Regions from separate parts of the Homo sapiens genome. Here region 1 is linked to region 2. Evidence: chromatin loops called from intact Hi-C (ENCODE). Cell type or tissue: OCI-LY7. All regions are shown on one strand. Each heading gives the region's core, and the rest is flanking DNA. Links, peaks and the distances in the headings are about the cores only. Region 1 has its middle 250 kb from the start of ARHGAP24. Region 2 overlaps ARHGAP24 (Rho GTPase activating protein 24).

The links. Peaks named below come from ENCODE experiments on the same cell type or tissue, not always from the same donor. Only the 100,000 strongest peaks of a DNase experiment are listed, where the experiment ranks them.
Region 1: a loop joins it to region 2, with 5 times the contacts of the local background. A loop is called at or near these places in 2 of 110 quality-filtered maps.

What each region holds. Positions count from the first base shown.
Region 1 is chr4:85,227,169-85,229,980 of GRCh38, forward strand. No RefSeq gene overlaps it. Among named protein-coding and RNA genes, the nearest start is that of ARHGAP24, 250 kb to the right of the region's middle. In OCI-LY7, for the core only: a CTCF peak has its summit at 1,276; no DNase peak of the experiment used is centred there.
Region 2 is chr4:85,746,770-85,749,581 of GRCh38, forward strand. The region is part of intron 3 of ARHGAP24 (Rho GTPase activating protein 24); the gene reads left to right. Among named protein-coding and RNA genes, the nearest start is that of MIR4451, 26 kb to the left of the region's middle. In OCI-LY7, for the core only: CTCF peaks have their summits at 1,307 (motif pointing left) and 1,522; a DNase peak (open chromatin) is centred at 1,302.

The DNA.
Region 1 (2,812 bases), core at 66-2,565, 520 kb before region 2:
TTCACTCAGTTTTTCTCTAATTTCAATTATTTTTTTCTTCTGCTAGCTTTGTGTTGGTTTATTTTTGTTTTTCTACTTCCTTTAGGTGCTAAGTTAGATTGCTAATTTGAGACCTTTATAATTTCTTAATGAAGGTGTTTCTTTAATCTCAAGTGAGATTGGAGAAGCTTTTGTGGACTATATCATCAAATATATTTTTCAAATTGCTTTTTCTCTCTTCTCACTCAGAATGCCAATGAGTCATAGATTTAGTCTCTTAACATAATCCCATATCTCTTGGATATTTTGTTTATTTTTTAAAATTATTTTTTCTTAATTTTTGTTTGACTGAGTTGATTGAAAGACCTGGTCTTCAAGCTCTGAGATTCTTTCCTCAGCTTGGTCTATTCTACTGTTAATACTTCAGATTGTATTATGGAATTCTTATAAAGGATTTTTCAGCACTAGGAGTTTGGTTTGCTTCTTTCTCAACATGGCTATTTGATCTTTCAACTCTTGGATCGTGTTAGTGGATTCCTTGGATTTTGTTTCAACTTTTTCTTGTATCTTAATGAGCTTCTTTGTCTTTAAGATTATGAACTCTATCTGTCATTTGAGACTGGTTGAGAACCTGTATTAGTCCATTTTTATGCTGCTGATAAAAACATACCTGAGACTGGGTAATTTATAAAGAAAAAGAGGTTTAACGGACTCACAGTTACACGTGGTTTGGGATGCCCTCACAATCATGATAGAAAGCAAGAAACACATCTCACATGGTGGCAGACAAGAGAGAATAAGAACAAGGGAAAGTGTTTTCCCTCACAAAACCATCAGATCTCATGAAGCTTATTCAGTACCATGAGAACAGTATGGGGGAAACCACCCCCATGATTCAATTATCTCCCCCCAGTCTCTCCCACAACATGTGGGAATTATGGGAGCTACAATTCAAGATGAGATTTGGGTGGGGACACAGCCAAACCATATCAGAACCATTGCTGGGAGCTAGTGGTATTGCTATTGCTTGGAGAAGGGGACAGTCTCGATTTTTGAATTGCCAGAGTTCTTGTGCTGATTCTTTCTCATCTGGGAGGGTTGGTGTTCCTTTAACTGTGGTGTAAGTTAAAGGAATGTCAACTTCACTGTAGTGAAGTCAGTTGGATTTTTAAAAATCTTTTTAGAGGGTCAAGGCTCTGTGCAGGGTTTTTATTTGTAGCTGAATTCTTGCCCTTGGTTTCATAGGGGGATATATTAGCAAAATATTTTTGGCGTTGCAGTTTGGGCTGTGAGCCAATAGATGATGCTAAAGAGTAACTGCTGGAAGATAGACGTGCTTAGCCATGTGATTCCTATGTATTTCCTCATGTTTGCAGCCATACTCTATGGTGTTGGGGGAGGAGAGGTGACCCTCTCATCAGGTCTACTCCTGGGCCTCTGGGAGCCCCCTCCAATCACTGGCACTGTACTTGGTTTTCTTTTATTAGGTGTTTCAGGCTATGGGGCTTACTTTTGTAGAGGCCGTACAGGGAGACAGTTCACACAATTTCTGGACTGGCCCTGCAGAAAGAGGCATGTCCTACTCTTGTGCCAGCCCACAGAACCACATGTCTCATCCCTCTCAGTGTTCTGAGGGTGTTGGCTCCTCCCCCAATTAAATGCCAGCCACAAATTTTAGCTTGGCACTCCCAAGCTGCACAGTGTAGCCTGGGGTACTGGGAATGTCTTGTGGCTTCATCCTCTGGACACTGAGGGTTGGGTATAGGTGCAATGGAAAATCTGAAGTGTTCACAGGACAACAGAAATGTACTTGGTGGAGCAAAACACCTAGCTTGTACAGCAGTGACTGTGTTGGGCCCATAGTCTTCTGGGGTAGCCAGGCATGGGCCCTGGGAGAATCTGATAGGCAGGAGGGCCAGCAGAACAGATGTGGCCCAGTCCCAAAGGGAAGCTGGCTCTACTTTCAACTGGCCCAGCAGTCAGCTGAGGCTAGAGCTTCTCAGAGGGAGATAAGGAGTCCTGGGAAATGGGTGCCTATGGCCAAGCTCTGTTGGAGCTGCCCCACACATGAAAGCCCCAAGTTCTGTGCTGGCTGAAGCCCTGTCTCTCTCTGTCTGGGCAGGTTCACCTACCAGGTCAAATGTCCATGAGGGACCTGGAGTCTCCTGTAGCTAGGATCCCAGAGGTCCATGGTGAAAGTGGGAAATCCTACAGTCCCTTTACTCACCCCTTCCTCAAGAGCTGTTTGGGGCTGGGAACTAAACCTAGCATTTGGGTACTCTGTACAGGGGTCCCAGTTTCCTCCTTCTTCAGTCTCAGTGTCTGTATCATATCTCCATCCACTCTTGTTTTCTCTGAAGATCTGTTCAAATTATGTTGGTTTACTTGAAATTTTGGTCTTTCTCAGTAGAAGTGCCACTTCCTAGCTGCATGTAGTTAACCATCTCCATTAGATTCCCCAGGTATTTTCTAATTTCCTTTTAATTTCTTTTAGACTCAATGCTTTTTCAACAGTGTGTTGTTTTCCCAATTTCCACATTGTATTGTCCATTCTTGCATTGCTATAAAAAATACCTGAAACTGGATAACTTATAAAGAAGTTTGGGGGGACTTGCTCAGGTAAAAATTTGTAGTTATTCTTACTCCTTCTCCTTTTCTTGTCCTCCACAAATGGAAATCCCAAGTCTATGTCTTGATATCCCAGGCTGAGATCCTTTCTTTTGTAACGTACTTTAGGGAAACATTGTAGTTTAGTAAAAGAACACTAATTTTTTTGTGATCTGACTTCACTGATTACTAGCTCTCAATACTTGAGCAATCTGTTTGACTACTT
Region 2 (2,812 bases), core at 132-2,631:
GCCTCCCAAGTAGCTGGGATTACAGGTGCCTGCCACCATGCCTGGCTAATTTTTTTTGTATTTTTAGTAGAGACGGGGTTTCACTATGTTGGGCAGGATGGTCTCGATCTCCTGACCTCGTGATCTGCCCGCCTCAGCCTCCCAAAGTGCTGGGATTTCAGGAGTGAGCCACCGCACCCAGCCTGATTGGCCTGTTTTAATGGGAAACCATTAATACAGGACTTCAGGGATCTTATTTGTATATAACTAAACCATGGCTGGGACATCACTGCCAGTCAGTACAAATGCATATGAGAGTAGCTGCTTCTTTCTTTTAAAACCATTATAAACAGCACTAGAAACATTTTCTCCTACTTTTCAGGAAATGCCTGGAGCAACATGAGCAAAGCTAACTTTTAAAATAAGCTCTTTCATTTTTTGCTTTTTAAATCTCCTATCATCAGTTTACGTTTCACTTATGTTTTAAAATGTGATCATATTAAAATATCTTTAGAGTAGAAAGTATCTTGTATAGCTTTTGAAAAAAATCCTTTTTTGGGAGGTAATCTTGTTAGATATCTTTTGTATTTTATTTAGCAAAAAAAAGCACTAAGCACAAATAAAAACAAAATTGAACCGCCTACAATATGGCATTAAAATAGCTGAAAATTGAGGCCGGGGGCGGTGGCTCACACCTGTAATCCCAGCACTTTGGGAGGCCGAGGTGGGCGGATCACGAGGTCAGGAGATCGAGACCATCCTGGCTAACGCGGTGAAACCCCGTCTCTACTAAAAATACAAAAAATTAGCCGGGCGTAGTGGCGGGCGCCTGTAGTCCCAGCTACTCGGGAGGCTGAGGCAGGAGAATGGCGTGAACCCGGGAAGCGGAGCTTGCAGTGAGCCGAGATTGTGCCACTGCACTCCAGCCTGGGCTACAGAGCTAGACTCTGTCTAAAACAAAAACAAACAAACAAACAAACAAGCAAAAGCTGAAAATTGAATATCTGCTCTTTACATTTAGATTCTGAAATAGAATAATTTGTAATTTTTTAAAATATATTTTAAAATCATTAAGGACAGAACCTAAATCATCAGGACAGAACATTTTATAAAAATGGTGCTGTGAATAAGTAAAGAAGATTTGGAGGGGACAATGTTTTAAAATTTTGTGAGTGACTTTAAAAATAAGAGCGACAAACCAGGTATCCTTTAAAACCAATTAGACTTTTAACCTAGCAGCTTATATCTGTTCATGCCTAGATTGTTTGGCTGTGTGGAAGTAGTTTCTTAGTTGACAGATACAAAATACACAGCAATACTGCCCTCTACAGGTTCCCTGTAAGGCAGGCACTTGTCTTGCAAGTTTTTAAAAGAACCCTAACCTAGAGGAAAGACTTCAAGTGCTTTTGGCTTTGATGTCTTTAACACCAGTGAGCAACCTGGCCATCCCCTACCTCTATGCATGTTGACCACCTACTCCAAACAAATTACACAATCCTCCTTGTTTCTCCGAGCATATGGTATTAATAGCTCTTAAAAGATTTTTACTCTGAGGTCCAGTAGAAATCCGTAACTCCCTTTCTCATACATATGCCATGCTGGGGTTAAGAAAATATTCTGATAGGCCAGAAAGATAGTTAAATATACAAAATCTGGTGAATTTGTTCAAGATTGAAAGCAGTGATACTGCTTTATAGTCACATCTTTTATTTGTAGTACAGAAAGTAATTGTAGATTAAACTCAGTTGTTCCTGATAACAAAAACTTAAACTTAGAAAGAATATATGATCCAGACAAAATTAACAGCCAAGTATTTGGACGTTTAAATAAAATGGGAGTATTTTTAAATTGTGGATATATGAGAGACACAGTAAGAAACTGATATATGATGCAATATATGCAAACTTTGAAAAAAGATTTACATAAAAATAAAAATGCCAAGAGAAAGAAATATGTTTTATCTCCCAAGTATGATGCAGAAAGACAGTATTTCCTGTGCATAAGAGCAAAATTAGAATGGGTTCAAGTCTCAGTGTTGTTCTATACTGTGGAACTTTGGCAGGTACTCAAAGAAAACTTGCCACAAAGCCTCAGGATCAGCCTGAACACTTTACTTGACAGTCTCTGACACAGTGTTTCTCTCCGGCTCTTGTCCTCATGTATCCTGGCACATCTGCATCATTCCTGTTTCTTGTCAGGCTGTCTCTCCCTCAACGTGGCAGAATACGGTCACCAACAACTCTAAAGATGTTACACCTCTAGTCATACAGGCATACCGGATGGCTTTTTCTTAGCTCTTACCCCAAATTTCTGGGAACAGGACTCCAGCCCAACATGAAATTGAGCATGAAGTGCTCTATTGTGACTAATCAGCTATGGCATCAGGATAGGGACTTGCAGAAGACACACAAATCTAATATGTTGTCTTTTTCTCATTTGCCGAAGGTAGATTCTAGGAATTCCTTCAACTCTTGCTCTACAAGCAGTCTCCAGTTTACTAAGCTTTACATTCAAATAGTTGCTTCTTAGTTGTTGATTGGAATTCAGAAAACATTTCCTGTGCCAACTATGTTATTCCATATTGTTATGTCCTTAGAAGAGTCTCACTCCATTGCGAACAAACAAAAATTTTAAAAAGCTAGACTTCTATATGTCTGAAAAATTATTACCAGTTGATATAGGAGTCATAGAAACCACCCACCAAAGATTTTTCAGGACTGCTCTATTCTCAGACAATCTTGTCGGATTGTCAAACTAGGCATGCCTCTTTATTGTTTGAAAACTACAACCCCCACAGATACAGTTTTTTGTTATTGTTGTTGTTGTTTGTTTT